Linked DNA regions of Homo sapiens: region 1 is linked to region 2. A link is a loop called in an ENCODE intact Hi-C map of the cell type or tissue named here. Cell type or tissue: dorsolateral prefrontal cortex. All regions are shown on one strand. Each heading gives the region's core, and the rest is flanking DNA. Links, peaks and the distances in the headings are about the cores only. Region 1 overlaps GAREM1 (GRB2 associated regulator of MAPK1 subtype 1). Region 2 overlaps GAREM1 (GRB2 associated regulator of MAPK1 subtype 1).

What was found. Hi-C counts contacts between places; a loop is a spot of excess contacts. Peaks named below come from ENCODE experiments on the same cell type or tissue, not always from the same donor. Only the 100,000 strongest peaks of a DNase experiment are listed, where the experiment ranks them.
Region 1: a loop joins it to region 2, with 9 times the contacts of the local background. A loop is called at or near these places in 6 of 110 quality-filtered maps.

What each region holds. Positions count from the first base shown.
Region 1 is chr18:32,322,456-32,330,800 of GRCh38, forward strand. The region is part of intron 2 of GAREM1 (GRB2 associated regulator of MAPK1 subtype 1); the gene reads right to left. Among named protein-coding and RNA genes, the nearest start is that of MEP1B, 140 kb to the left of the region's middle. In dorsolateral prefrontal cortex, for the core only: no CTCF peak of the experiment used is centred there; no DNase peak of the experiment used is centred there; H3K27ac peaks cover 4,024 bases.
Region 2 is chr18:32,388,134-32,396,478 of GRCh38, forward strand. GAREM1 (GRB2 associated regulator of MAPK1 subtype 1) reads right to left here. Exons shown (of 6, transcript NM_001242409.2): 2 at 4,762-4,902. Among named protein-coding and RNA genes, the nearest start is that of GAREM1, 79 kb to the right of the region's middle. In dorsolateral prefrontal cortex, for the core only: no CTCF peak of the experiment used is centred there; a DNase peak (open chromatin) is centred at 1,917; H3K27ac peaks cover 2,167 bases.

The DNA.
Region 1 (8,345 bases), core at 190-8,189, 66 kb before region 2:
AATCAATTCACTTATTACCTAAACTATAAAGATTGGGGTCAGTTACAACACCTGAAAGAATCTTATCTTTTGAATGACTGCATTATCTACAGATTTTTATCAAAGCATGTATAGTATTTTATTGTCCTTATTTGTTTTCTTGTCTTCGTGAACTAACCAGTAAACTTTCTAAAGAAAGCAGATGTGTCAATCACCTTTTTATTCCCAGTACTCAATACTGGGCAAGACACACAGAAGGTGCCTAATAAATGATGGCTGAATGAAGGAACTTAAGAGCCAGCTCAAGTCCAACATAATCTGTGAAGTGTTCCTTGACAACTTCAGCTCAAACGATTTTCATTTATGTTGATTACCAGAGTCTATTCACCGATTCTCTACTTATTTTACTTCCTTTTGTGCTGTTTTCTTAATTAGACCGCAGTGCCGTAACAGCTGGAATCATGTCTTCTGCTTCTCTGATAGCTGAGTTTGAGTCCAAACTAGAAACTGAATAAATGCTTTCTTTGAAGAGTAGGTGTTTAGAGCAGGAGAAATATATATTTTTGGGAGTCTCAAACTCAAATACTTATGAGACCACAAAGTCTTGCAAATTGGTAACATTGATAAAAGTAGAAATGATGACCTCATAGCTCCAGCACCTGCTGGTTCCCAGAGGCAGGAAATTTTTATGTAAATGTGTTCAACTTTTAATGGTTTTTAATAGTTGGCTCAAATAAAAAATGTCACCCAGCCCCAAAACTGCTCTGCATTTCTTAAAGAGAGTCGGGCATAGGTGTGGATTGAGCAAGGGCTTACAACATCACTGATCTAGCTGATGCTGTTGTATTTGTGAATGGGTTAATGTTGGTCAAGAAATGTGTGGGAAGTCTAGGGTCCAGGAACTCTTCATTCTACCTTCATTTGAAGCCACGGTCCTGAAGTGGAAGGCTACTCTTTACAGCTTTTAGCATAAGCATTATGAGAAAGCTCATTTAAGACCTATACTATTGGCTGGGCACAGTGGCTCACACCTGTAATCCCAGCACTTTGGGAGGCCAAGGTGGGCAGATCACTTGAGGCCAGGAGTTCGAGACCAGCCTGGCCAACATGGTGTGCTTAGCCAACTTAGCCAAGTGTAGTGGTGTGCACCTGTAATCCCAGATACTTGAGAGGCTGATACAGTAGAATCCCTTGAGCCCAAGAGGCAGAGGTTGCAGTGGGCCAAAATTGCGCCACTGCACTCCAGCCTGGGCGACAGAGTAAGACCCTATCTCAAATAAACAAATAAATAATCAATCAAGGTTCCAATATGTAAAAAGCAATTTTACTTGAGGAAGAACCTTTTGGAGAAATATAAAATGATTCATTTTTTAATCTACATAAAAAATTAAGAGCAGCAAAAATTAAACTTTAATTTTTACTCACAGAATTTTCAGTTATTTAGTATGAAAAGAGAAGGGGAAAACAAAGGTGAATAGAAAATATAAAGGAAAGAGAAAAATGGGGAGAGAGGGAGATAGGGAAATAGATACAAAAAGAAAATGAGACATAGAAATCGACCTATGAAAATGACAGTTACACAAATAAACATGATTTCAACCCAGACAAAGGAAAGGAAGACCACGCCAACACAGATGGACAAAAGATTGACATATGCAACACAAACAGACCCTAAAGCTACGCTGCCACCGTACAACTACAGGCAAAAGTGAAGGCAAGCTGTGTAGAATCAAAGCTGAGGTGTCTAGGAATTTTCAGTACTATGGTGCTTATGCTTCTCTTCTACGCCTTATGGAAGTATTTAGAAAGGAAAAAGAAAGCCAAACTGCGTACACAGAGTGTGAGGAGGGTGAAGAAAACACTCAAGGATTTTAACATTCCACCATTATTTCTCAATTGAAACATGACCCTGTTCTTGGCTTATTTGCTCCCTTTTCCACAGCCTAACAGTAAACTCCCACACACCAGTGGGACCACAGAGGAGAGACAATAATACAAGCAGCTGCTTGAGCTGTGGTTTTCATTAGGAAAAAAAGTGCCTTGATTATGAGAGATTTAGTTTTTAACCTGTGTGCCAAAACCGAAGTGATTAAAACTCCATGTACAGAAACACGAATGGTTTCTTAAAAGTGGAGTATAGAGCACACACAGTATTATCAAAAGAGGATAGGAGGACAGTCCAAATTCTAACACCCACGCCAGCTTGCGCATTGACTTGGATATGGGAAAGTTAGCAAAGACACAAAGTAAAATAAAAACATACTCTATAGGTTCTGCATTGCATTTTGTCAAGGTTAGAGACACATTTTCACCAAAAATTTAAGCTACAAACGGCAAGGCAATCAAGCCATGAAAAGACATGGGGGAAACTTAAATGCCTATTACTAAGTGAAAGATGCCAATCTGAAAAAAATTATACCATGTATGACATTTCTGGAAAAGGCAAAACTATGGAAACAGTAAAATGATCAGTGGTTACCAAGGGTTAGGGAGGAGGAATGGATGAATAGGTGGAACACAGAAGTTTTTTATTTTTTAGACAGAGTCTTGCTGTGTAGCCCAGGCTGGAGTGCAGTGGTGCGATCTTGGCTCACTGCAACCTCCACCTCCTGGGTCCTGGTTCAAGCAATTCTCCTGCCTCAGCCTCCGGAGTAGCTGGGATTACAGCCATGCGCCACCATGCCCAGCTAATTTTTGTATTTTTAGTAGAGACAGGGTTTCACCATATTGGCCAGGTTGGTCTTGAACTCCTGACCTCGTGATCCACCTGCCTCGGCCTCCCAAAGTGCTGGGATTACAGGTGTGGCACAGAGGTTTTTTAGGGCAGTGAAAATATTCTGTATGTTACCTTAATGGTAGATGCACGTCATTATATGTTTCTCCAAACTCACAGAATGTACAACAGCAAGAGTGAACCCTAATGTAAACTGTGGACTTTGGGTTATTATGACATGTCAGTGCAGGTTCATCGATTGTCACAAATATACCACTCTGGTGCAGGATGTTAATGGTGGAGGCTCTGCGTGTGGTGGGGAAAGGAGTACATGGGAAATCTCTGTACTTTCCTCTCAATTGTGCCGTGAATCTAAAACTGCTCTAAAAAATTAAGCCTTTAAAAAACAGAAAAAAGGAAGGCAACTCCTTAAAGTCCCCCATTTGATTCAAGACTGAGGTAGGACAGTCTCAGTAAGGCACGTTTTGTTCTCATGGCTCAGCACAGGACTGTTAATTTTGGATTCAACATAATACTCACTGATGATCGTTTTGCTCCCAAATCTTTGCACAACAGGTAGTGTATTAACTTCCAGAGTTTGAATCCTGGCTTTCCCTCGTATCATGCAACTTTGGTTGCATCATATCCTTCTACATCTCCATTTGCTTTCCAGTTCTATAATCCAGGACAGTAATACTGACACTGGACTTACGAGGATGACTAAACATATATGAAGGGCTTAACACAGTAAGTGGCACATGACAAGGACTCAATGAGCATGTATGTCAGAGAGAAGTTTAAGTTTAGGATGAAGATACACTTGTCATGAATGAAAAGGAATGTAATCATGCTATTATTCTGATTTACTTACTGAATAGGAGAAACGTATTAGCTCCTTCTTACAGTAACCCTGGAAAAACTGCTCCAGAATATGAGACATCAAAAAGTATTCTAAATTTGACATACATAAAAAGATGGCACAATCAGTAGTTTGGTAGATAGGAAGAAGAGAGGAAAGAGCTATGCAGAAGGTATTCAGGGTGGCTCACTGCCACCGGGTTGGAGACTTCGGTTATGGGAAAGATAGAGACTGGGAAATAACAAGTGTGATCTTTTCCATGACAAGCTACCTACTAAACTCTCTGCTCAATCCAAGAGCAAATGCAATTAAAATGGCTCATGCTTAAAATATAATTCCTGTAATAAATTTGTGACCATAATGACAGTGGCCTAGAGTCCTATGCTTGTTAGGAATCAGTCAAAACTGCAGTAAAAATGGAAAGGCTAGTAAAACGCAAAGGCCCTACATTGTAGAGAGCCCCCCACTCTTGCTAAGTCTTTTTCTTTTAATTAAAAAATGGAGAAGAGAAGCAAATAGCCATGTTGCTGCTCTGCTGACCTGCAGCTCCATTTTTGCTAAAGTGCTTAATGAATGAGTATGCTTTCAAACAGGCAATACATACCTTTGTCCTACTCCCAAACCAGCAAATGGTTTTTCCCTTCCACCCCCTCACAAGAGACCGACACTGTCTTCTTTTGTTTTCTTTAGTCTTTGCTGACAAAATGCCCCTGCTCTTGCTCCCATCTCCCAATACTTCATTTTCATCCAAATGCCTCCGCTTTTATTCAGTACAGATCCAGCTTATTGAGCATTCTCTAGTGCCTTTCAGGTTTTGACCCTCTTCCATGTTAAACAGGCTGCGGTGCAAGGGTAGGATGGTTGCTCAGTAAAATATTCCATCCAACAGGGGCAGTTATGTAAACAGGGCTGCTTTCTGGCAGGAATGTCTGATGGGATAAACAAGGCTGGAGAGAAAAAGTACTTTTAGAGAGGAGTGACTTTGTCAGGGAACAGAGATACATTCCAAATTAAAAAACACTCTTCTTTCTAATGTAAGACCAGGCTTTTTAAAAACAGGAATCACTGGGAGAAATGTAAAAAGAACTGTAATAACTGAGTCAGCAATTATGATTTCTGATATTGTACAAAGGGGATCAACTTTTTCATTTTGTGGCTGTAAATTTTTATTTCTTGAAAAAGAAAAAACAAAAACATCTTAAGTGCCAGAGATATTGGAAGGCTACTTTCAGAATTTATTAATATTTAAGAACCTATACAGATGCTGAATGGGAATTATGGCTAATATTTTATAACAAATAAGAAACATAGTCATCAGATAATTAGTAGATGGATTCACTAATGTACTCATGTTGATGTTTACTGTTGAAAGAGAGACAGCATTATCTTCATTAATATCTAGTACATGGGACAAGTGATGAAGTATTTAGCCTTGCAAACAAAAGACTATACACAGAAAATTCATTATACTAAGGTGATAATAGCTCATGATGAAGAAAGCGGGGATGATGAAAGCAAATAGAGATTGCAATACCTAAAACCAGCAAATATGCATAACAAGAAAAGAATGACTAGAAAGTGAAGGATTAGGATTATGTTTACAATTTTATTGTAAAACCTAGAGTGTGACTGGATATTAAATACATGAAGTTGGGTTCTTGGCATGAAATGCACAACGTGGTGTTCAAATATTTTTAAAAACAACCTCATTTAGTGAGACATCACTTAGTGAGACTAATATGAGGCAATGTGAGTAGTGGACAAGAGCCCAGCTTTGGAGTGGACAGACAAGTTTGAATCTCAGCTTTGGCCTTGACCTTGAGAGGAGGACATTTCGGGGCTTCAGTTTCCTCACATATAAAATGGGGATGTTGATACCTACTTCATGGGACTGTTACAGGGATTAAATGAGGCCATATAGGTACAATGCTCAACAAAGGGCAAGATGCCTCTGATTCACAGTAATATGATTAATAATATGAATATTATTTTTTATTATCAAGATTCCATAAGAGAATTAAATATACAGGCCAAATTAATTTTTCCTCCCCATTTAAACTATTAGTCAAAATATTAAAATTTCAAAGATATTTATTTATCAATGTATTACTCTGTTCAAAGCAGTGTATGAAGTGCTAAGGATATTTCAAAGCACTCAGAAATACACTTCGAAATCTCTGTGTTTCCTTGTCTTTCATTTACATACAGATTTGAATTTTTTCCAATGTCTATTCAATTTTTAAGATGAGTGATTTAGGATGGCATATTTATTTTGAATATCCCACAAATAATTATTAAATACAAAATGATTAGAGAGTTGATAAACTCAATTACTGCAGGAGATAGTGGGATAGGACCTAAATTTATGCTGGCTGGTGTGGTTGATAATCTGTAGATAGAACAGAGTAAATAAGTAATAGCTTCTTTCAGCAGTTACACTGTATTTCACCTAAAGTCTAGCTGAAACTTTCCAAGGCCAGGATAAGAGCATTCTGACATTATTTTCATGAGTGCTATTCCTGCTAGTCATCAGGAGGCAGCTTCTTCCTCTAGCCTTCTGAGTCATTTTAATCTAAGCATTTTGTGGAATAAATGACGTTAGAGAGGGTTAGGTAAATGCAAAACATTTTTATATAATATGATAAAGATATCACCACAAGCCAACTGGAAAAGATCACTTAGTCTCTGGTGCTGGTAAAACTGGCTCATTATATGGAGAAAAACAAAAATGAATTCCTACCTGATACCACTTAGGGGCAGGGAAGGACTTCAGAAGCAGAAAGTATAAGCAAAACATTGATTACTTTAAGATTAAGGATTTTCTGTTCAATTAAGGATACTATGGGAAAAGTTGACAGGTGACAGAATAGAAGATATTTGCAAAGCCTAAAACGGAAAAGAGACTGATGATAAAATTATTCAGTGAAATCCTGAAAATTAAGAAAGACACCACCACCAATACAATGACGGGCAAAGAACATGATGAACAGGCAATTTACTAAGGAGGTATCCCTGAAGACTAGCAAGCATGTGAAAAGAAGCTCAACCAGCCAAATAAATGCAAATTAAAAGCTATTACTTCTGCCCGGCATGGTGGCTCACATCTGTAATCCCAACACTTTGGGAGGCCTAGGTGGGAGGACCACTTGAGGCCAGGAATGCTAGACCAGCTTGGGCAACACAGTGAGACCCCACCTCAACAGCAACAACATCAACCAAATCAGTCAAGTGTAGTGGCAAGTGTCTATAGTCCTACCTACTGAGGAGGCTAAGGTGGGAAGGTCACTCGAGCCCAGGAGTTTGAGGCTGCAGTGAGCTATGATTGTGCCACTGCACTGTAGCTTGGGCAACGGAGCAAGAACCTGTCTTGGAGAAAAAAAAAAAAGGTATTGCTTCACACCTATTAAGATTGAAAAACTGGCTGGGTGTAGTCGCTCACGCCTACAATCCCAGCACTTTGGGAGGCTGAGGCAGGTGGATCACAAGGTCAGGAGTTCAAGACCAGCCTGGCCAATATGGTGACACCCTGTCTCTACCAAAAATACAAAAATTAGCCAGGTGTGGTGGCGCATGCCTGTAGTCCCAGCTACTCGGGAGGCTGAGGCAGAAGAATCACTTGAACCCAGGAGGCGGAGGTTACAGTGAGCCGAGATTGCGCCACTGCACTCCAGCCTGGGTGACAGAGCGAGACTCCATTAAAAAAAAAAAAAAAAAAAAAAGATTGAAAAGCTAAAAAAAAATAAGTTCCTGATGTAGGTAAGAAATTTCATTGGACTATGGTGGGAGTGGGGCTGGGGCAGCCATTGTGGAGAGTGATCGGGCACCATTTAGTCAAATTAACTCTTCATATTACTAACACCCAGCAATTCTACCCCTGTGTATAAGTTCCAAAGAAATTTCACACAAGAGTGTCGGGGGAATGCATGAGGACATTTGTGGCAGCATCATTTTTGCTGCTCACCCTTTGGAGATCATATAAACACACAACAACAAAAATAGATTTTTGACAAAAAGAAAATAAATTGTTCTACCAAAAAGATGCCTGCACTCATATGTTCATCACAGCACTACTCACAATAGCAAAGATATGGAATCAACATAAGGGCCCATCGATGATGGACTGTATAAAGAAAATGTGGTACATATATACCACAGAATACTACACAGCCATAAACGAGAACAAATCATGTCTTTTGCAGCAACAAGGATACAGCAAGAGGCTATTATCCTAAGTGAATTAATGCAGGTACAGAAAACCAAATGCTGTATGTTCTCACTTACAAGTGGGAGCTAAACATTGGATACTCATGGACATCAAGATGGCAGCAATCGACACTGGGGACTACTAGTTGTGGGGGGAGGGAAGGAGGCAAGGGTTGAAAAACTATTGGGTACTAGGCTCACTTACATGGGTGACAGGATCATTTGTATCACAAACGTCAGCATCATGCAATGTACTCATATAACAAACCTGCACATGTATCCCCTGAATCTAAAATAAAAATTGAAATGATTAAAAAAAGAATAGATTTGGAAACAAGGGTGTATCTTTAAATAATGCTAAATGAAAAACATGAGACTTAAAACACAATACAGTTTATGTAAATTTAAAGTATTTGTATACAAACCACTGCACTTTTAGAAAAACAGAGCCAAAGAAAAAAGGCACAATAAATACATTTAAATGGGAGGGTGGGAGGGGAATGTACTATCAGGATGAAATGGGATGAAACAAAATCTTCCCCACGCTTTTATTTCTGGGGAGAAAAGTTAAGATTAGTATTTTAAACATTT
Region 2 (8,345 bases), core at 249-8,248:
ATACCCAAATGGAGAAACATAGGACCATTTGAAGAAACAAGGACAGCAATATATCATAGTACACTGAATGGCATAAGAATCCACAAGTCCATGCTCATAATAGCAGGTAAGTAAAAAAATAAATAAACAGAAGAGAAAAAAATGCTTTTCCTTACAGGAGAATGACGGCTAACAAATACAAGAAGGAATGGTGGAGTTAAGTTAGAAAAGAACTGTTTTGCCACCTTCATAGTAAAAACAGAATCAGACAGGAATCATCAATAACTACTTAATAGGGGAGTGGTGGGGGGAGAAGATTTAGGGAAAGAGCAAGATAGTTACAGAGTCTAAAAGTACGTCCTCTCAAATTTCCCAGTAATCACAAAGTAAATGGTAATTATACAGCAGAGAAACTGGACAATACGTTAACCAAGTGATCAAAACTAAAATCACCAATAAGGGGCAAAGGACATCCCTTGCCATTATCACAACACAGAGCAGACCAGCCAAGACTGCATAGCCTCATCAAATCACGAGGACACGGGGAAACCCAAACTGAGGGTTGTTTTAGAAAATAATTTGCCTGTATTCTTTAAAAAATGTCTATATCACGAAAGACAAAGACGGCTGAGGAACTTGTTCCAGATTAAAGGAGACTAAAGAGATACAAGAGCAAAATACAATAAGTGGTCCTAGACTGGATGTTGTCCCAGAGGCGGAAAAAATGCAGCAAGGCATTATTGGGACAATCAACAAAACTGGAACATGGACAGTAGATTAAAGTATTAAATGTACTGAATTTGCTACCAGTGCTGTGGTTATATAAGAGGATATCCTTGTTCTTAGGAAATACACAGTGAAGTATTAGGGGGATGTATGCTGTCTACTCTCAAATAACTGAGAAAAAAATAAATAGCATATTTGTCTGTATTTGTATGTGCATTTGGTGGGGAGGGAGGAGGGTAAGAATGATAAAAAACAAATGTGGCAAAATGATACTAAAAATGGGTAAAACCGGGGAAATGGCACAAGGGAGTAAACTATACTACTGCAACTTCAAAATAAAATTACAAAAGCAAAACAAAAAACAGCAGCCCAAATAACATTGAGGGGTGTCAGTATTCAACTAGCTTGAATGAAGAGTAATTCAACTTGTAATTAGTAGTGCAGGATAAAGAATTAAATCCTTAGAAACATTTAGTAGCTAACATGATCACAGTCATCACCATTAACATTTATGGAGGCTTACTTAGTGGTAAACACTCTGAAAGGTGTTTCTCTTTCGATCTTCACAATTACCCTAAGAGAAAGGCACTATAATTATCTTCACTTTATAGATGAGGAAACAAAGATTTAAAGAGGTTTAGTAGCTTGCCCAAAGTAATATAGACAGAAAATGGCAGAATGAGAAATCAAACTTGGTTGTTTGATTACAAAGCTGGTGGGCTTTACTACTCTGTTAAACATTTTAAATTACTGTTTATTAGCTGCCCTAAAAAAAAGTAAGATTCATTTCAACCTAGATGAAATTCTGAAAAATTGGTAAAATATACATATATAAGGGTTTCCTCTAATTAAAACTAGAGCACAAATAAGCTAGGGAGACATAAATGATTTTTGGTCTCCACAATGTACTATATGCTCTCTTTTTTCCAAGGGCTAAACCTGGCAATAAATAGATTCTTGGAGACAAAATATATACACTATAACCTTGAAATGATCAATCATATCAAGACTCCTGGGTCTCCATTTTACACGGTAATCAAAACATACTCCCAGGCCAGGTATGATGGCTCATACCTGTAATTCCAACATTTTGAAAGGCCAAGGCAGGTGGATTGCTTGAGACCTGGAGTTTGAGACCAGCAACAAAGCGAGAACTGGTATCTACAAAAAATTGACAAGTTGGCCGGGCGTAGTGCCAGGTACAAGCCTGTAGTGCCAGCTACTCAAGAGGCTGAGGTGGGAGGATCCTTTGAGCCCAGTAGTCCAGGGCTGCAGTGAGCCATGAACACACCACTGCATTCTGGCCTGGGTGACAGAGTGACACCTTGTTTCAAAACAAACAAACAAAAAACACTTATAAAACCACACTGCCTTCTTATTTACCTGTTTATAAAATTTTTTTTAAAAAAACTACCAAATCACTAAATTTGTCTTGTAAAGCAAGTTTCATGGTGCTATCTTAAGATATGAAACACAAAACAAAATGATCAGCTGGAATCTATTTGTACCTCAAAACTTCTACCTAAACTTCTTGTTGAAAAAATTGAGGAAGACAGCTTAGAACATTCAGACACTCATGACCAGCGATTCATTCTATTTTGTTTAATGGCAAATGATCTCATGAACTATTTGGTCCTATTTCAAGCTTTTCTTTCTTTAATGTATTTTCTCTCCTTTATGTTGAATGATGTGATCTTAGTGCCCATGTTTCCTCTTAAGTCTTGGCACCTCAATTTCATTTTTAAAAATGTATCATTTGCAACATAATCCGTCACCTTCCTTATGGATCAAAAGCAAGCTGCTCAACAATATCACATCTTTCTTCCCAATGGAAGCTGGATGGTTCTTTTAAAAAGAAGTTCCAAACACCAAAATATTTACAAATATTTGTGTGTGTTTGAGGAAATCTTATCTCACATTGTGGATGCTCATTCTAGAACAATGGGTTCCCAACACTGGCTGTATATTTTAACCATGGGGGAGCTTTTAAAATTCTGATATCCAGCCAACACTCCAGACCAATTAACTTCTGGAGGTAGGACCCCACATCAGTCTTTTTAAAGTTCTCCAGGTGAATCCAATGTATAACCAAGTTTGAGATCCCTAAGTCAAACACCCATAGCCACAAAGAATTTTCTTTTGAGTACAGATCCAAAGGCTTCAGGTGTTTTTTAGAATTGGTATAACTTGTTAAGGACTGTACAGTCCAACTGGTGAGTGTGTACACAGGAAAAGGTAATTGAATGAAGACTGAGGACGTGTGCTAAATGAATGGGACACATCAGGAGACCATGTGGGGCTGCGGAGGACGGCTGAACCCTCCTGATGAAATGATGAGCTGAGGGAGGTAACTCCAGCTAGCTAGAGACTGTGTAAATGGAAAAGTGTCTAGTATGTTCAGGAAACAGTTAGACGACTAATGTAGCAAGAGTGGGAGGTTCACTCTTCGGAATAGAAAAGATCAGTTTGGAGAAGTAGACCAGAACCAGCCTCTGGAAAGCATTCAACAACAAGTCAAAGAATCTAGCAGCAGGATGCAGTCTCTAAAGGGGTTTGAGGAAGTGATAAAATGAGGGCACTCTTTTGGGAAGACTGATTTGACAGAGCTTTTCACAGCGCTTTTGCGGGAAAGACTAAAACGTAATTTCCTCATAGATGAATACAGCAGATTAGGTAAAAGTATATAGGATGAAGCAATGTAGCAATTTACCTTTCTTTCCAGTTTTCCACAAAGACAGAAACAGAATTTGGACTTGCTAAAAGTAGCATGTATCTCACTACTAGTAGGAACCATTCTGATGACAGAATGGGTAGGGTAGGGGGTTTGTTTCATTCTCTGCCCCTGTGAAAACTGCCCCACTTGCCTGAGTTACAATCTAACAGATGTAATGCTTTCTACAAGTATACATTTCTCTTTTTCCATGAAGGCTACTCTTAGGGCTAGGAAATACAATTCTAGAGGACAAAGTTTTAGGCCACAGAAATTCTGTCTTATAATTTTTTTGAGTAAGAAGGATTTTTGAGAAGCTAAGTAATCCCTGGGTCGTATCAGCATTTGAAGATTCCCAGGAATCAAAAATGGTACCAAACTATTCATTCATTCATTAAATATTCATCAAACAAATACCATTTACTGTGTCTAGACAGTGGGAATACAGTAAGGTCCCTTTTCCAAATAATAACTCTCTGTGCATTGTAAAGGGGTTATTCGAGAACACAATGGCAGTCTAGGGCTACACAATTTATGGTTAGTTGATTAAGGTATTCTGAACAGACTTGGAAAATATTGAACAATACTAGAGAAAAGGCTAAGATCCTTTATATAATGTATTATAAGTGCCGGAAAAAGCATATGGTAACATAAGTTTTTTTTTTTAATGGCATTTATAAGCTATCACTATTTAAAGCTTATTTAAGCCACTAGATGTATCCCAACCTCCTAGAACAGTACTGGCACACAGAATATACTCAATAAAAATCAGTTATATGGCACTATTGCATTGAGTCGGGTTCAAAGTGAGGTGAGAAGGCAGGTATTACACTCATTTAACTAAAGTAGTGAGGGCATCTCAGTTGCCTGTAATCTAAATGCCTATTGAAAGGAGAGACATATCCAGGTATATGAACTACCAATCCAATACTTTTAAACCCAGACCACAATGTTAATTTGTGAGACGGAATCTTGTGAAATCTTCACAAAGTCATTCACAAAAGCAATGTTCAAACTGTATACAGGATTCCTCAGAGACATGACCCCCTGAAGTTCTGAGGTTGGCTACATGTATTGATTTTAATTCCAAGACAATAGAGGTGTTTTATTTGTAAAATTTCTATCTTATAAATACCTAATAAGAATCCTCATTTAACTACATGCATTAATTAGAAATACTTCTAACAAAATGAATCTGAGCTTTCACTGATCAATAACCACACACAAATGTTTGATTCTCTAAGTCATTCTACTTTCTAGTTTACAGACAATTCTTAGAGGAAAAGTTTAGCTATTCACATCCCCTTTCTCTCGCTGCCTCATCTTGGCCCTTGGAGGAGTCTTACCTGCATAATGTACCGGAATCTCTATCTTTGGCCCAATGACATAGTGACCCTCCTCCAAGCTGTGGGCAGTGATGGTGGTCCACTGGCGGCAGGAATGAATCAGCAGATAGTCATTTTCCCGCAGCCCTTCTACGCACTCTCCTAGGAAATACAATTTTATATGAGAAACTTAGAATTCATAATCTGCTTTCTCCATACTTTGCAATAAAATTTCATTAGTTAAAACTTGACTAATGCAGAAGTTGACAGTTCATCCCAAGATGAGATAAAGTTTACCTCTGAATTGTTTTTTTTTTTTTTTTAAAAAAGGGTATTCCACACCAAGCTGACAACTGTACATAGAAGTCCATAAAAAATGTTTCCCACTCATTTGCAAATAGCTATTCAAATATCACATTATACCTAAATGATTATGTTTTAATGATAATAAAACATTTATTAAGTGCCTAGAATATATTAGGTACTGTTTAGATGCTTTGCATATACTATTTCATGTAATAAGATAACTTTAGGAGGTAGGTAAAAGGTAATGCTCCTTCTTTACAGGTGAGAAAAATCAAAGTTTGAAATGTTAACATGTCTAAGCTCACAGATTTAATAAACTGAAAAGTGAGGATTCAAAGCTAGGTCAGATAGATTGAAAGCTTATGATTTAATCACCACAATAAAGCTACAAAAATAAATAATCTTATCTCTGTTGAAAGAGTACTTGAAATTAAATACTCACAGTTCCTTTTAAATTTTATGTTTGCCAATTTTCTCTGGCCTCCTACCAAACTTCCCGATCAATTAAAAATAATGATTTATAGCATACAAATGAAATTTCTTTTCATTTTAATATTTTCTGAAGTATCTTTTCGGCATTTGAACGGATGACAAACTATTTCAAAAGAGAAATTCATTTCCTGAAACTTAAAAGATGTTTTTCTAGATGCTGAAATAATCCGTTCCATTAATCCTAGTTTAGTAATTTTCAGTGCTCAATGAAAATATCTGAAAAGGCTAACTTTTTATACAGAAAACAGCCTTATTTTGACACTATATTACAGTAATTAAGTTATTAGTGATTTAACTGTGTTTTGAAATGGCATTTTAGATCTCTCAAAAATTCTTAAAAATTTCAGTACTTTTTCAATAAATAGAAGAGACTGTAATGATCAACTTGGCTATCCCAACCTAAAATGTCTAATTTGTTTCCAAAACAGTAATGCAACAATCTTTAAAACAGTCTTGGCCTGGCATGGTGGCTCATGCCTATAATCCCAACACTCCAGGTGGGAGGATGGCTTGAGTCCAGGAGTTTGAGACATGCCTGGGCAACATGGCAAAATCCCATCTCTACAAAAAAAATACAAAAATTTGTCGGGTGTGGTGGCATATATCTGTAGTCCCAGCTACTTAGGAGGCTGAGATAGGAGGATCGCTTGAGCCCGGGAGGTGGAGGCTACAGTGAGCTGAGATTGTGCCACTGCACTCCAGCCTGGGTAACGGAGCGAGACCTTATCTCAAAAAATAAAAAATGAAATAAAATAAAAAGGTTAAAACAGTCTTAATGCAGGAATACTTTATAGTGCAAAATACAAAGAGTTAAAAAACTTTATAAGGGGACAGGGAGAGAAAAATAGATCTGGAAGTGGAGGTACATTAGCAGAAGGGGGAGAATCCAATTCATCGGGGGGATTTTTCAAACCAGACTATGCTGCCCATCACCTCTTGAGAGGATGTGGCCTGGCTTTTTCAGAAAGATACTGCCTGGGGGCCAGTGGTACTCATGAGCCCTTTGTATCCCTCAACCACCTTAGGGCAGGAAGGAAAAATCTAGAACTGCTGCTCCAAAGGAGAAATCATGCAGCCCCCTGCTGAGCATATGCACAGTAGGCAGGAATTACAAGCACCAGGTTTAGAGTCCCATAGACCTGGTCTCAAGCGATGTTCCGCTACCCACCATGGTGTGGTCTTGGGCACGAACCTCCTTCTTTCACCTGTGAAATAGTTATTAATACAACAGGCCCTGCTGCACAGAGTGGATGTGGAGACACACAGTGAATGGAAAGTGTGTAGCACCAGTTCTAGCAGGTATTAGCAGTGATCAGGACACATAAGCTACTGATTTTATGGTATGCTTTTTTCCCTCTAAAACGTAATCCTTCTATAAATATTGTAATTCAAGTTATATTAACCTTTAAAAGTTAGGAAATGACCTTCAGAGGAGTTGAGAAACTTGCTCAAAGCTGCACAGCATAGTAAGTGGCAGAAGCTGACTTTGGGGTCTCTCTCCATCTCTCTCCTGCTCTTCCAATGCCACAATGTCTCTTACCTTGAAAAACACTGACAATAATCCAAAGAAAGGGGAAAAACTGACCTTTGGCTTCAAGTTTCATTCATTCACTCAACCAATATAACAAGCACTGTTCTGAGTGCTAGGCGCATACGGGTGAACAAACCCAAGATCGCTGCCCTAGGGCACTTACTATTCAACAGGGAGAAGACAGCCAATACCAATAACAAAACTAAGTAATTAAATTACAAATTCATTCGAAGGTGAGAGATGCTGGGTGGGGGAAGTAATGGGTAAGAAGATCAGGATTATATAGAACAGGGGACAGTTCACACATTTATTTTTAACAAGTCCAACAAACATTCATTCATTATCCAACAAACATTTTTTATCTTTTATGCAAAAGGCAATGAGGGAATGGGCAAAAATATAAAGAAGACTTAGTCCCTACATTCAAGAAGTCATTCTTGAGAGTGAGGTGGGTTCATATGTAATTTTACATTAGAGAAGCCATGATGAGTGCTACGCAAGAGGAATGAGAAATGTAGAGCACCACCTATGGGGGCAGGGCATAGCCGAACAAAAGGCAGCAGAAACCTCTGCAGACTTAAATGTCCCTGTCTGACAGCTTTGAAGAGTGTAGTGGTTCTCCCAGCACGGAGTCTGAGATATGAGAATGGACAGACTGCCTCCTCAAGTGGGTCCCTGACCCCCAAGTAGCTTAACTGGGAAGCACCCCTGAGTAGGGGCAGACTGACACCTCACATGGCCGGGTACCCCTCTGAGACGAAGCTTCCAGAGGAACAATCAGGCAGCAACATTTGCTGTTCAGCAATATTCGCTGTTCTGCAGCCTCCACTGCTGATACCCAGGCAAACAGGGTCTGGAGTGGACCTCCAGCAAACTCCAACAGACCTGCAGCTGAGGGTCGTGACTGTTAGAAGGAAAACTAACAAACAGAAAGGACATCCACACCAAAACGCCATCTGTATGTCACCACCATCAAAGACCAAAAGTAGATAAAACCACAAAGATGGGGAAAAAACAGAGCAGAAAAGCTGAAAACTCTAAAAATCAGAGCACCTCTCCCCCTTCAAAGGAACGCAGCTCCTCGCCAGCAATGGAACAAAGGTGGACGAAGAATGACTTTGAAGAGAAGAAGGCTTCAGATAATCAAACTTCTCTGAGCTAAAGGAGGAAGTTCGAACCCATTGCAAAGGAGATAAAAACCTTGAAAAAACATTAGACGAATGGCTAACTAGAATAACCAGTGTAGAGAAGTCCTTAAATGACCTAATGGAGCTGA